Linked DNA regions of Mus musculus: all the other regions are linked to region 3. The links are chromatin loops, found by intact Hi-C in ENCODE. Cell type or tissue: left cerebral cortex. All regions are shown on one strand.

Region 1 (5,000 bases), 510 kb after region 3:
AGACTAAAATAAGCCAAAGAATTCTAAAGAATGAGTCATTGCCCCATGGGTTGGTTAACGCCATTACTCCTAGACAGACTGGGAGGTGGCTGAGTGGGGTGGCTTTATGCTTGTGGCCACTGGACTATAATTTGCCCTTCTATTTAGAAAATGCTTGGGTGTCAGATGGAGAGGCACCACCTTGCTACGTGCATGTACCAGGCAAGGTACCAAAGATAACAAATGAAAAACAAACCCATGATTTCTTTGGGCTCTTAGAAGGTGTCCAAGGCTCAGTGCTTGCCTCTGCCTCTCTCCCTCTTTCTCTCTGCCTGGCACAGACACTGGGGCTTTGTCATTTAGTTCTTGATTATACTTACTCAAACCTGTTTTGTTTTTTGAGCCAGGTGGTGGTGGTGCACACCTTTAATCCCAGCACTTGGGAGGCAGAGACAGGTGGAACTCTGACTTACAGCCCAGCCTGGGCTACAAGGTGAGTTCCAGGACAGCCATGGCTACACAGAAAAAACAAACCAACAGCAACAACAATAACAAAAAAACACACACTCATACAAACACTTTTTAAAAACAAGAATCATAAGCAAAAATGCCTTTCTTTTCTGTCTGTGGTGGGTCCACCCAGGAGGAGAAGCCTTCAGGAGACTCCTGACAGTAGTGGTACATGGCGAGTACCTGTACTAAGGAGTTGGCTTGTTCTTGCTTTCTTATTTTCATATCACAGTTTCCATTGTAGGTTGTCATTTCCCAAATACTGCAAAGCCCAAGTATCTAAATGGCATCCTTTTACAGGTAATACTATAGATGTCTGTCAAACCTTACTCCCAGACAGCAGCTATATAAGCTAAGGCTATGGAATACCAAAAACAATGTCAGAAATATAATACTTGCCATTATTCCGAATTTTCAATTCAAAGCATGTTTTATAGTTCTGAAAACACTTCTAATATTTTTGTTTCTGTGAGCTCTTTGTTCTGAGAGAGCAGATAAATAACTATAGTAAAACCGATGGCTTCCTATCAAAGTGGGACCACAGGATAGAAAAAATACATGAAGCTGTCAGTTGACTCATTAAAATATTCCATTTTGATCATTTGGACTCTTCTGATTAAAGCCACCAGGACATGTAACTTTAAAAAGAGACAGCACCTCACAATGTGTGTAGTCCTGGTCTGATGTTGTAAATGTAGGTAATCAGCTGTTCCTAACTGGAAACATCTGCATGCAGAGATCAGAATATCTCCCATTGGCACACACACTATATTCATAGCGAATCTGGAAGTTCCTAATGTGCATATCCTTTGGGGGTTCTTTAGCTGTTGGCCCATCATGGGGGCACACTAGTGCAAGATTACTGCTTCAGAGTTCTAATCGTAGAGTCACTCTGAGGAGCTGCATCGCTGAGGCAGGTTGGTCTGTCTCAGTGGAGTTTGTCCCCCGTGAAGTACTGTCCTGTCCATGATCCTCTTCAGTGCATTGAAAAGCACTGCTATGCATCTGTGGAGATAATGATTTGGCCCCACTCCTATCATTCTCGGTAGTGTGCACCACAACCACAACAAAACACAAACAACCCCCGGGAGGATCAGGTTGCCCGGGTCTGTAACATGACAAGAATAGTAACCCTTACTTTACAGTCTATGTGCTTAAAGTTCTTGTAGTGACCCTGTCACTTTCCTGGGAGCCCAGGGTGCTGAGGTGTCTCCAGAGGCCAGGGCTTGTTTTGACTGTGTGGAAGTCACTGTGTTTGCTGTCAGGACCTTGTTCTTTGTTCCCTCTGCTCAGTGTTCCTATTTTGGGTGATTGTATATAAATGTACACCTGCATTATTTTTGCTATGCTGCTTAAAATATTTCTCCATTTAAGTCTGACTGTATACTTTGCCTAAGTCTTTCAAAAATAAAATTTATGTAAATGTCTATTTTATATAAAACATGGTAAAATAAGAATTCTGTCTGGCCTCAGTCTCTCAGGTTCTCTGATTAGATTCCATTAATAGTCTTTTTGCTAGTAAATCTGGGCTTCAAAAGTAAAGGTGGCCTGTCCTTACCTGTCATCCATATCACAAGTGCCTACTTTTCTGCAGGAGACTCTGCCCTTGTCTCCCTTGGCAGACACCTCCAGGCCAGACTCTGCCCTCTGCTGGCTTTGTAGGTGTCTTTGGGCCTTTGTGTGTGTGTGTGTGTGCAAATGGAAGTTAGAAATCAGTGGTTAAGCAGTACCTAGACCCAACACACACACACACACAAGTCCCTCCCTCCCTCCTCCCTACCCCTTCCCTCCTACCTCCACCCCCCCATCTCTGTACTTTACCTCATGCAACTTTATCCTCCCCATTAGCCTCTGTGTTATCTATCCTTCCCTTTCCTCTGCTTGCTAGCTTTTGCTAATTCTGTCTTAATGCTCACTAATGAATGGGGACACAGCATCCCATCACTAGCACAAAACGGGGTAAAACACCACAATCTCCATCAAAACCCAGGGCCAGGTTGGGGCAGGAGGAAATGCCGAAAGGCAAAGAAGACAGTGAAGCAGGAAGATCATGAGGGATACCTGACTCCAGACAGGTGACAGGTGCAGCCCCATAATACCCTGAGTGGAGTCAAACAGCAGTTTCAGCTCACCTTCCTCACTTGGTGTCGGCAGTTTGTAGACTCCGAGGATGCAGATAACAGGGAAACCATAGGGCCTGTGCCAGGGGGTGGACTGCTGCTGCTGCTGCTACTTTACCCCCAGAACATAGGTCATGGAGGCCCCTAGATCCTGCAACCAGGTAAAGATCACATCTCTATGACTTACTCTAGATTTCCTATAGCTGTGGCCAGTATAGGCCCAGATATTCCCAAAGGAAGGCCTGCCATGGTGGAATGCTTTGAACTGGGAGTTTGCAAGTTTCTCCCTTAGAGCCCAGTGGTCCCAGCATCTTTAGTGCAGTCCCAGCTTTCTAACCAAATCTAGTGTCAGAGGGATAGCTGGTTCTCTCCTGCCTTCTGTTAGGGCAGTGTAGGGGCAGATGGCGGGGCTCTGAGCAAGCTCTGATCAACCTGAGCTGCCTGCGGGACGTACTTATAAGAACTCCAAGAAATTAAGGGAGATTTCTTAAAGTTGAATGATAATCGGGGTCTCTGAGCCAGGCGGGGGAATCTGACATCTTGACAAAGTAAAGCCTTAAGTTAAGTACAGGTTCTGTGTGAGCATAGGCACCTGTGTGGGTTCCAGCAGCACTTAGGTGTGGAATCCCAGTGGCTGATGTGAAAAGCAGGGGAATGGCCTGGAATCGGTCTTTGTTCCCCTGAATAGTAGTTGGGGAATCCCCATAGTTGGTGGATACTAGGTCAGAACAAGGATGTCCATGGCTTTTTACTTTTAAAATGTTCTTTTAAAACAAACATTTATTTTCCGTGTATGTGGGTGGGAATTTATGCATATACATAGATACATCAGATCTGGAACTGGAAACTACAGGCAATCGTGAATTGCCGTGTTGATGCTGGGACATGAACCCAGCATATCCTTGAGACAGATGGATCTTTATGCCATATACCTTAATATTCTAGTATAACAAAAATGATGTAAAAGTAACTTTTATTCTCCAGAAGTAACTGTCATTGTCTTCCCGGAGGCTTACTGCCTCTGTCTTCTAACGTAGGCCTAGTCCTAGAAGCTTCAAGCCTCCGTGTATAATCTTATCTAGACCTAGAATGTTTTCTGTCTGAGACTTACTGCTAAATAAGCTCACCCTTTCTTCTTTCTTAACTCTGGCTGGCTGGTTCAACTCAGCTGTTCTGGCTCAAACTGCTCTCCAAGCTGACTGATTCAATCCAGCTTTTCTGAGTTTCTGACTGAATTGCTCCTCTTGGCCTCATACTAACTTTGGCAATATGCTCGTATGGCTCCTTCTCATTCTCTGTCCCGTTCTGTCTTCACCTGTGGCTAGCTTGTTCTCTCTGCAACCTGTCTCTGTAAAACTCTGATAGAACTGCCTTCTTCCTTCCTCCTCTGCATTGCTGTCTTAAGTAGCTCCCCTTTCCTCTCTTGTGAGAGTTGTGAACAGTCTATTCTGCCAGTCCTTTCTCTGACTCATCCCTTTGTCTAACACTCAATTAAATATCACTTTCAAACATGGGTGCTTCCTTCTATAAACTAACTTCACCTTTATTGTTTGGGATTAAAGGTATATAATTAGGGTATGTCTGTATTCCTGCCAGAGGGATTAAAAGTGTGTGCTAAGGTTGAGCCACACCACATCTAGAAACAACCCTCCCCCCGGCCCCCCGAAACAACACAATCTCATGGTTTACAGTGTGATCAAATATCCTGCAACAGAATGACCTGTTATATTCATGCTCTGTCTTTGTGGGAACTTGGATGCTTGCTATTCTCGCTCTCTGCCTCAACTTTACCAGCCTTGTAGTATTCTTCCAGGGCTGTACTTGCCATGTGAAAGGGTAAGGTTGCCATGGGAAATAAGGCAGAATCAGGAGCTGTTACAGACTCCTTTTCCACTGATAGTCACCTGATGCCAGACTAGCTTGCATTGTTGGCTGCTACTCCCAAGACAGCAATGTTAAGCCTTCTCCCATGAGACTGAATTTACTCTATAGCCAAGACAGACCTTGAATGTGGGATACTCCTGCCTCAGCTTTCAAGCGGCTAGCATTACATGCTTAACTTTCAGGTTTATGTATTAGCTAATACAGAAAGAATTAAGCCAGCAATAGTAGAACACATCTGTAATACCTAATAGCACATAGGAGCCTGAGGCAGAGTGATTCCAAGTTCAAGGCCAACCTGATCTACCTATAGATCTACCTATTCTCTCTTTTAAAAAAGAGGAATGACTTAAGAAATGTTTCTTTACTGCCAAACAATAATTTAAAGGGTGACTTTGAAAATAAAATTGAGTCTTTCCATTAAGATTGTATGACAGATAATGGCCATAATAATGGTGTCTGTTATGAAGACATTACCATCTGAAAGGTGCTCTGTAACTTGTGTTACCG
Region 2 (5,000 bases), 300 kb after region 3:
ACGTAATTCTTTCGAATAAACTAATGTTTTAAAGACGGCGAGAAAATAACACATCTGACTCCCAAGGAGATGTTTTATAAACATTTATCTTTGGAAAGTTGTGTTAGTTTTCATCCCAAAGATAGCCTTAGCTGAAGAGTTTCTCAGCCCTTTTAATTTCCCAAGTGCTTTTTTTCTTTTTTTTAAATCATAAAACTAGGAACGCTTCTTTTTACACTGGATGGACGATAGGCGTTTTCATGGACTGGGTGAGGCTGTTGATTAATTTGAAGGTGTATAAGCTCACTGCACTCCATATGCGGACTTTTTACAGCCCTGGAGCCTACCCTGGTCCCTGGCCTGAGAACAGTTTCCATTTAAAGCGTCAGGGCTGAATGCCTGCTGCTGGAGGACGGGCATAGTAAGTGTAAGGTGCTGGCTGTCCAAGTGTTTTTAATAGTTCCTAATAGGAACTCTGCCAAGCCAGAGGAGGAGGGGCTATCCACCTCCACCTTTTATCACTAGCTTGACTTCATCGCCCCTGCCCCCACCCTGCGGAGGGGTTGGGGATAGTGATGGGGATGGGGATGGGGAATGAACAGGGCTGGCAGAATGGGGAAAAGGAAGGATATGCAACCTGTTTCTGGTGCAGTTGTCTAAGACTGTTGCTCTTTGGTTTTGGGTTTTTTTTTTTTTTTTTTTTTTTTTGGTTGTTTGGTTTCTTTCTTTCTTCCTTTCTTTCTTTTTCAACTTGTCACAAGCTAGGTTCATCTAGGAAGAGGGAAACTCAGTTGAGAAAACGATGCTCCCATCAAATTGGTTGGTAGGTAAGCTTGTGTGGGCATTTCCTGATTAATGATTGATGTGGTGTCATTCATGGGCTGAGCAAACCAGTAAGCTCAGCCCACTGTGAGTGGTGTCATTCCTGAGCTGAGCAAACCATGTTGGTTCCTGCCTTGACTTCGCTAAATGATGGGACTATGGTGCAGACCTGTAAGGTAAATAAACCTTTTTCTCCCTAGGTAGATAGATATTGTGTGTGTGTGCACGTGTGTGTTGTGTTTATCACAGCAATAGAAAGCAAATAGAGACACAGAGGAATCTCCCCCTCTTTTTCTTTTCTTTTCTTTTTTCTATTTGTTTGTTTTTGTTTCTTTGTAGACAGGGTTTCTCTGTATAGCCCTGGCTGTCCTGGAACTTACTCTGCAGACCAGGCTAGCCTCAAACTCAGAAATCCGCCTGCCTCTGCCTCCTGAGTGCTGGGATTAAAGGCCTGCACCACCACGCCCAGCCCCTCTTTTTCTTAATGGGCCAATTGAGCTGTGAGTCTACAGAGCACAGGGTGTGATTTGGAATAGTTACCTCATCTGGAAGAGAAAGCATCGCAATCCCCTCTGCTCCTTCGGTCACTTTCAGTTAGAATGGCCAACTCATCTATAGTAAATGAAGTGTGCCCCATGGTCCAGTGCAGCAGCAAGAAGCTCAAGGTCCTTGAAGACTTCAGATACTTTTAATAGTTTGTTTTTCTTTCTTTTCTTTTACCTTCTTCTTTGTTGTTGTTTGTTTCTTGAGATATGCTCTCACTCCATAGCTCGGGCTGGCTTGGGATTCACTATGTAGTCCAGGCTAGCTCTTTACTGATCATAATCCTGCCTCAGCCTCCTAAATGCTGAGATTACACATTCAGTGAGCCACCACGCCTAGTTAGATCTGCATAATTTGAACCTGCAAGAAGGGATGGAAAACTATTTTATTTGGTATGCATCAAGCATTGGCCTAGTGTCCTGGTTAGTTTTTATGTCAACTTGAAACAAATTAGAGTCATCTGTGAGGGAGATGACTTTAATTGAGAAAAGGCCTCCATAGTATCAGGCAGTAGGCAAGCCTGAAAGGCATTTTCTTAATCAGTGATTGATGTGGGAGTATGCAGCCCATTCGTGTTTCCACCTCTGGGCTAAATGGTCCTGGGTGCTAGGAAATTAACATTTCTATGAGATACCCCATCCCCTAAATTTCATCAGCTTTTGAATGCATATTTTATTTATCTTGGTGTATATTTAGTTCTCTGCAGTTTCATGACAGGCATCAATTTCTGAGATTCTACTACAGTCACAATGCCTAGAGCACTTCCATCTTGTGGATGATATACTTCCTCACTGTAGCCATGCGCCTAAGATCTAACACCTAATCAATAAAACTCCCACTTGACCCAAGACGACCACGAATTCTCCATCTCTATAGTTTTATCATAGCAGAATTGTTTCATACATACTTTATTGAGGTTGGTTTCTCTCTCTCTCTTTCTCTCAGCATTTCTTTGGAGCCTTATTCAGATGTTTGTGTGCAATGAAGAGTTAATTCCTTTTCACTTCTGAGTGGTATTCCACTGTATAGATGTCCCGTAGTTTATCCACTTTCTCTATTTTTGTACCTTATATTTTTGTTCTCATAGAACCCCAAATCAAATTTTAAAAACTTTTCTTAATAAAAGTAAGTTTATATCCTTGATACATTGACTGTGTGTCACATATTGCATGGGAGGTAGTAACCCCCTTAAGAACAAACATAATTGATCTGGAGAGCTGGCTCAGCAGTTAAGAGCTCTGACTGCTCTTCTAGAGGTCCTGAGTTCAATTCCCAGCAACCACATAGTGGCTCAAAAACATCTGATGCCCTCTGGTGTCTCTAAAGATAGCTACAGTATACTCATATAAGTAAAATAAGTTAATAAACCCTTTTTAAAAAAGAACAAACATAATCAAGTGATACATAATTCTTTTGTCTGGACAAATGCTCTGTATAAAGAATAACAGTGGCACCTGCTTAGTAAACAGCCTGATCATGTTTCTCACATAAAGGGTTAAGTTGACTGAGGAAAAGTTTACCAGATCATAACAATTTCAAGGACCAGAGCAGGGAAACAAGTTGTGACAGGATTGTACTCTTCACTTTAGCTATCAACATTGAGACTGTTTCTAGAACGCCCTTCCCAGGGTGGCTCTTCCCAGGGTGCTAGGGCTGGCCCCAGAGACCCTGGGGGGTTTCACACCTCATTTACTGTAGAAGAGTTGGCCACTCTAACTGACAGTGACCAAAGGAGTGGAGTGGCCATGGTCAGGCAGAGAAGGTTGGTGCAGGTTTTCAGGCTGTGGGGTCTCATGCAGATTAAATATGAAGTGCTGACTACTCCTGGAGGTGACATCACTAGCTCGGGTTACAGGCCTGCTGACTCCCTCAGCTCCTTTTCAGTTGCTGAGGGTGCCAGTACCAAGATATTCTGGCATGTGGTATCTGTGGTGCTAGTTCATCAGCCCTCTTGCCCAGTCTTAAACGCTCCTGAGCAAGGACGTGCAGGAATATTTTTAGACGGAAGTAAAGGAGAAACAAAGAGTGTTTTCCTTCTCCACAGACCTCACACACTTTTGATTCTGCTTCTGTTTTTACCCTTAATTTCTTTTTTATTGGTGTTTATTCAGTGTACATAACTGGGGTCGGAGGTCTTCACAAAGACTGTTTTCACTCGAGTGTATCCTGTACTGACACTGTATCCCAGCCCATATCCTCCCCTCCTCCCCTTTGTCTTAGCTGCCCCCTTACCTCTTCTCTGGGCTCACCTGCATGCCATGTGTGTGTGTGTGTGTGTGTGTGTGTGTGTGTGTGTGTGTGTTATATCTATAAACTCCAAGTTCTACCTGTGAGAGGAAACATCTGATAGTTGATTTTTCTGATCTGCAGTTGCGTCCATTTTCCTGTGAAGGACATAATGTCATTTCCCCACCCTGGTCACTACCTCTGAAATCAGGAGGGATGCATTAAACGTTTCTGTAGATACTAAACTGACAGAACAGAAGGCCACAGTGCCCATAACACCCCTTGAAAAATTGCTTTGATTGATTTAAAAGGTACTTAGTGTTTTCATTTTATCCTCTTGGGAAGAAGTTCCTGTGGAAATTTCCATTAAGTCAGTGAATGGAACCTGCCTGAAGAGACTATAGTCTTCAGCACTGAAGATGGGGAAGCTAAGGCTAATTACAGGACCTTAAACTCATGGTTTTTCTTTCCATGTTTAGGCTATTAGATCATTGTTTGCTGTAAAGTTTTACTGAACACTCCTGATACTAACATAAATCATAAGAGTGAAGTGGGTGGCTTAAATGTCAGAGCTAAAAAATAGAATATGTTAATATGTGTGTTGTGGGGACCTGCAATGCTTTAATGCCTGATAATGACAGATTTTACCAGTAGTTTGCATCTTAGTAGCCGTAGCATTCTGCCAACTCTGAGAATGTGCAAGCATTAGCTATCATCACCTACACCCAAGGACCGTGAAATGTTCATCTTGTGTCTACTCCTACTGATCTGACCTCTTTGAGGTCTTGTTGTCAGGCAGTCTGTCTCTGCAGGGGTGACAACTGCTCTCTGTCCTATTCTAGACAATAAGTGAAGATGGCCTGGGATGTTTGATTAAGGTACCCAGGGTGGGTGTTCTCTGATGGAGACATAGACAAGTAAAAAAAAGGATTGAAGGCAGTAAAAACTCTAGTGGGGCAGGAGGGAAATGACATTAGAGAACAAACAAAACCACCCTGCCCTGAAGTCATGAGAGTGGGAGAGCTGGTCCAGCCCCTCTGTCTGCAGCACTTGGGAGAGCAGGCCCTGTACCTTGCTTGGGCAGCACAATATAGTTGACCCTGCTAAAGTGATCTTCGGTGAGCTTGCCCCCTATGGCATGAGAGCAGGAGAGTTGGCTCTACCCTTTGCCAGCTGTGGTGTTGGGTGAGCTAGCTAAGGCAGTGCTTGGAGAGCTCACCCTGGTGGTGTGGATGCAGGAAAGCTGGTGGGCTGACCAACTCAGCTGCCACCTAGCCCCAAATCCAGGGCTTTGAGCTGGCCTACCCCATCTGTTAAGGACTAAAGCATGTAAAAGAGCTGGTTCCTGCAGATCCAAAGCTGCAGGATCTTCATGACACAAGACAGCAGCAACAGGATATCTTAGAGGATCCAGGATTGATGGTGTAGCA
Region 3 (5,000 bases):
TGCACTTTTGGAGACCCGTGGTAGGAATCACTCCATTTTAAAAGTTTGTGACTAATTTTAGTTTTTTACTCTTTCCCTAAATGTTTATGACAGCTGTCTATCTGCATCCTGTAGGTCTAAATCCTACCCCAAGTCATGACTTATGCTTTTGTAAATTTGACTTTCTCTCTGTTCTAACCTACACGTGTTCTTATTAGTTTAAAATTTTCTTTTTCTCTCTTTTTAAAGATGTATTTTATGTTTAATTATGTGTATACATGCATGTCTGTGTGTGGGGGCAATGCAGATGAGAAGCATGAATCAATGGAGCTGGAGTCACAGGCTGTTGTTAGGTGTCCAACTTGAGCCATTTCTCCAGCCCCTATATTTCTCTTTAATACTAAAGTGAGTGAATTGCCTTACAACATGTGGGTGTTTAGTCAGAACCTATTACTTGTTCAGTCATTTGAAATAGCTAAATCATGAGGAAAAGACTATGAAATTTTATGTCTTCTGAGATTAAAATAAGGGCATCAGTTTATGGCATGAACATGCCATATGCCTGCCTGTTCGGAACTACCTGCAAGATAGCCTTGTCACCAGAATGACAAATCATTCTCATAAATTTTGCCAATAAAAGTCCTGACCCTGGGACCACACAGTGAGATTTTGGGTCATTTTCTGCAGCCATAACAAATATAACAGACTGGGTAATATATAAAGAAAATACCTTTTCATAGTTCTAGAGACCCCAAAGACAGATACCATGGGGCCAGCATCTTGATAACCATCTTGTTGTTCCCTAATATGGCAGTAAGGGTCTCTCTTTCTTGTCTAGCAGCATTACGGATTTCTCTATGACCTCATTCAACCCTGATTATTTTACAAACACCCTGCCTCAGAGTTTGACCAATCTGTGAGTTTTGGGCTAAATATTTGGAGCACTGAATCTGGACCCCCACCCCATGGATGTGCCATACACTTAGAGTCTCTACTTAAACCTTCATAGGAAACACCCTCACAGACCAACATCTCCTAAGTCACAGCAGCCACAAGAGGAGTGGCTTACTTGCTGTTCACTCTTCACTACCCAGCTGGCTCAGTCTTTATCTGATCATGGACCAAACCCTGCAAAAACCGAAAGAGTGAGGTCCCTCCTGGGCTTCTTAGTCTCATTAATAAGAGGATTTAAGAACACTGAAGGGCTAGAGAGATGGCTCAGCAGTTAAGAGCACTTGCTACTCTTCCAGAAGAACAGAGTTCAGTCCTTGGCACCTATATTGTTGCCTCTAACTGCCTGTAATTCCAGCTCTAGGGCTTTGGTCTCAATGGGAGCTTATATATAATACACATACATGTTCACGTACCAATACGCAGACACACATGCATACATACCAATTTTTAAAAGGGGGCCCAAACAGAAGTTCAAGGACAATTTTTTTCATCAGAGTTTAAAAGATCCTCAATCCCCAGCCTGGTAAGCTATAAATCTTAGCAATTGATTGGAGAAGAAAAAAGCCATGTTTTCTAAACTAGTTAGACATGTGGCCAATAAGCAGCTGTGTGGCAGGGAGGGTGGCTTAAAGAAACAATATGGAAGCCCAGAGTACCAGAGAAAGCATACTTATGTTCTGGACACTACTCAAAGAAATGAGACAGAAAACAGAAATGTTATACCTTTCAGACTCAGACCTCAGAAAGGTGAGCAGACCTAACAGAGTCTCCTTGGTAGAGTGGGGAGGGGCATGGGATTCTGGGAAGGGACATAGAGTATCTCATTTAAAGAAGAATGATTGCTATCCCTTTAGCATAGCCAAGGTGAGCCTGTCTTCCTTGGGATGGTCTCTTGGCCAGGTGGCTGAACTGGCCCAACTAGACTATCAGGTCTCCCTCCGCCCCAGTCAGAGGTTCTATTTTCTTGACTAGAAGGATTTTTCCTCCTTTATTTGACTTTTACTGTTAATCTTATAAATTGAAGACTTGGACAGATCAAATTGACCTGTGGGCATGTCTGCAGGGATTTTTTGATTGTTAAGTAATAGAGAAGGGCCCAGCCCACTGTGGGCAGCATTATTTACTGGGCAGGTGGTGCTGGGCTATGTAAGAAATCTAGCCGAGCAGGAACCTGTGAGCAAGCCAGCAAGCATCTTTCCTCCATAGCTTCTGCTTCAGTTCTTGTTCTGGCTTTTCTCAGTGATGGTTCTCAACCTGCTAGCTGAAGCAAAGGCTTTGCCCCCCAAGTTGCTTTTGGTCAGAATGGTTCATCACAGCAACAGAGATGAAACTAGAATAGGAGGGAAGCTACTACCTTCCCTGTGGCCAGAATGCTGGGCTTGTGAGGTTATAGAAAAGCATCGTCCGGAGCTGCAGATGGCTGACCTTTTCTCTCTGCACTCTTGCTACAGTCTCCAAGGTGACAGAGTATGATCCACACATGTGGCTAAACAGTTAATAGGAGAGCAGCAGCCTTCCTCAGGCTACAAATTACCACAGATGAGTCACAGTTCCCAGACTATGTGTCCTGGAAGCTCCTTTATCCCTCTTTCTTCCCATAGCTCAGCTTCCAGGGCTTGGCACACAGCCAAGGAAGAAAGGAAGAATGCAGACTATCGGGCATATGCAAATATGTAAACTGGAAGACCCATAATGCCACGCAGAGGCACAGATTAAAGAGCTGAAATCTAGGAAGCCACATTCCTGCCACAGTTAAATGCTATGTGTTAAGTCTGAACTGCCAGGTGGGCACTGGCCACACTGGTCTCAAATGCACAAATATGGAGATGCCACAACTTGTTCTGTACTCCTAAAGTGGCAGGACAAGGTTGAGTTAGAGGAAATGGCTGCCCCGGGGGTTTCCGCCATGCCTGCGGCTCATTGCCTGATTTAGTTCCAAACTTTACTGACAAAGTTAAAATGAGAAAGTAGACCTCTGGGAGTCAAAAATAAACCCGTGCACTCCAGGTTATTTTAGACAATTCCAAATATGTTTTTCTGAGCCCAAGCTTCCTTCTCTGGGAGATTGCAATGTACACCAAACACAGTAGTTTTCTTACTCGATGAAAGTCTAAATACTTTAAATATCGGTTTCCTGGAGGCAACCAAATGTTCACCATGGTTATACAAACTTTGTTGAACAATATAATGCTAATAATTCCTGGCTACTTCAAGCCACATGAAAGAAACAATACATTCAGAAAGTTTCCATTTTAATGATTAAAAGAGATAAGACATATTTATGTAACAGCTTCATGGGAAGCTTTTCCGGTGGACTTAATTCCTGTATCCAACTTGATTCATGCAAAAACAAAAATCTATAATCAAAACATGCTGTAACTCTTTGGGCAAAGCCTCGTGTCTCACTACTGAGACACCTGGCAATAAAAGTATAATAGATTATTGTACATCTGAAGAAGTGTTTAAGAAACTCTATGTAGGGGCTGGAAAGGTAGCTCAGTTGGTAAAGTGCTTGTCTAGCATGCAGAAAATTTAGGGTTCAGTTTCCAGTGTTGCTTAAGATTGGCTTGGTGGGAGGTGGAGGGGTGAGGATCAGAAGTGTAAGGTGATGCTGAGCTACAGAGTGAGTTTGAGGCCAGCCTGGACTCCAGAACCTGTGTAAACAAACAAATAAACAAATAAACAAGCTACTTTCATAGATTGCCACTTGACAGTTCACTTCTGCCACAGTAAGTGTGCATAAGGACAGCTTACCTCCTTACTTAACAGGAACTATAACTGATTCATAATATGTGATAATGGACAAGGAACAAGAACCACATGTGACATCTAAACATGGAAGATGCCCCAGAAAGAGACTCCATGAATAAATATCTATCATTTTTGAAGATCTTTTTGAGGCATGTATGCACGCATGTATCCATGTAGGGATACATGGACATGAATGCAGTTGGCCACAGAGTCCAGAAGAGGGTTCATTAGAAAGAGGAGCTGGATGGGGCTGAGGTGATGGTTCAGTGCTTAAGAGAACTTTTTGCTATTGCAGAAAACACAGGTTCAATTCCCAGCACCTACATGGTGGCTCACAACCACCCATAACTTCAGTTCCAGGGGATTTGATGCCCTCTTCTGAACTCTATGGGTACCAAGCACATGTGCAGGCTAAACACTTATACACACAAAGAAAAATAAACAAATCTTTAAAAAATTCTTAAAAAAATCGTTTTCTTAAAAAAACATATAAGAAAGGAAGAGGAGCTGGAGCTACAGGAAGTAACGAGCCATTTGAAGTGAGTGCTGGAAACTGACCTCAGGTCCTCTGTAAGAGTAGTAAGTGCTCTTAATCAGTGAGCCACATTGCTAGGTCCCATGAAAAGGTGTCAAACAAAGTATTAAAATATATTGGAGAGAAAACTTTTACATGATCCCTATGAGGCCTCAGGACACAGTAAAGAGACAATGAGATCGGAATGCATTGTGACTTATTTTCATAGAGAATTCCTTCAAGGTGGTGGAAACAAACATGCTTGACTAAAAGCAAAGGCAAAGAATAAAACTGACTTCCTAGCCACACTTGGTTGACATTGAGTTATCTCACATACACACACACACACACACACACACACACACACACACACACACACGGACACGAACACACACATGGACACACACATGGACACACACACACACAAACACATACACACACACACACACACACACACACACACGGACACACACGGACACGGACACACACATGGACACACACATGGACACACACACACACAAACACATACACACACACACACACACACACACACACACAAAGAATGAGTGGAATAAAGAAAAAGAGAAACAAGGAACTCTTCCTCCCCATAAAATAAGGTTTGTAGCTTTTTCTTTTGTATAATAACTATATATAGATGATTTGAGTCCACTGGGCAAACTTTCTAGTGTCTAAAGGAATTTCAGTAGATTTGAATGACTAGAAGTTTTCCAGTGGTCCTGGAAGGCTGATTTTCAAAATAGTCCTGACATTGGGTCATTGTGAATTTATCATATTAGAGACC

Evidence for each region. Hi-C counts contacts between places; a loop is a spot of excess contacts. Peaks named below come from ENCODE experiments on the same cell type or tissue, not always from the same donor. Only the 100,000 strongest peaks of a DNase experiment are listed, where the experiment ranks them.
Region 1: it touches region 3 in a loop (2.3-fold over the local background); 11 of 42 quality-filtered maps call a loop at or near these places.
Region 2: a loop joins it to region 3, with 2.6 times the contacts of the local background. A loop is called at or near these places in 5 of 42 quality-filtered maps.

What each region holds. Positions count from the first base shown.
Region 1 is chr6:148,229,376-148,234,375 of GRCm38, reverse strand. Tmtc1 (transmembrane and tetratricopeptide repeat containing 1) reads left to right here. Exons shown (of 20, transcript NM_198967.5): 20 at 1-1,946. The region is part of intron 1 of 4732416N19Rik (RIKEN cDNA 4732416N19 gene); the gene reads right to left. Among named protein-coding and RNA genes, the nearest start is that of Gm52483, 14 kb to the left of the region's middle. In left cerebral cortex, a CTCF peak has its summit at 2,117 (motif pointing left); a DNase peak (open chromatin) is centred at 57; H3K27ac peaks cover 821 bases.
Region 2 is chr6:148,437,507-148,442,506 of GRCm38, reverse strand. The region is part of intron 1 of Tmtc1 (transmembrane and tetratricopeptide repeat containing 1); the gene reads left to right. Among named protein-coding and RNA genes, the nearest start is that of Tmtc1, 4.3 kb to the left of the region's middle. In left cerebral cortex, a CTCF peak has its summit at 2,674 (motif pointing left); a DNase peak (open chromatin) is centred at 405; H3K4me3 peaks cover 1,059 bases; H3K27ac peaks cover 562 bases.
Region 3 is chr6:148,738,513-148,743,512 of GRCm38, reverse strand. No RefSeq gene overlaps it. Among named protein-coding and RNA genes, the nearest start is that of 4930528G23Rik, 63 kb to the right of the region's middle. In left cerebral cortex, no CTCF peak of the experiment used is centred here; DNase peaks (open chromatin) are centred at 2,559 and 2,842.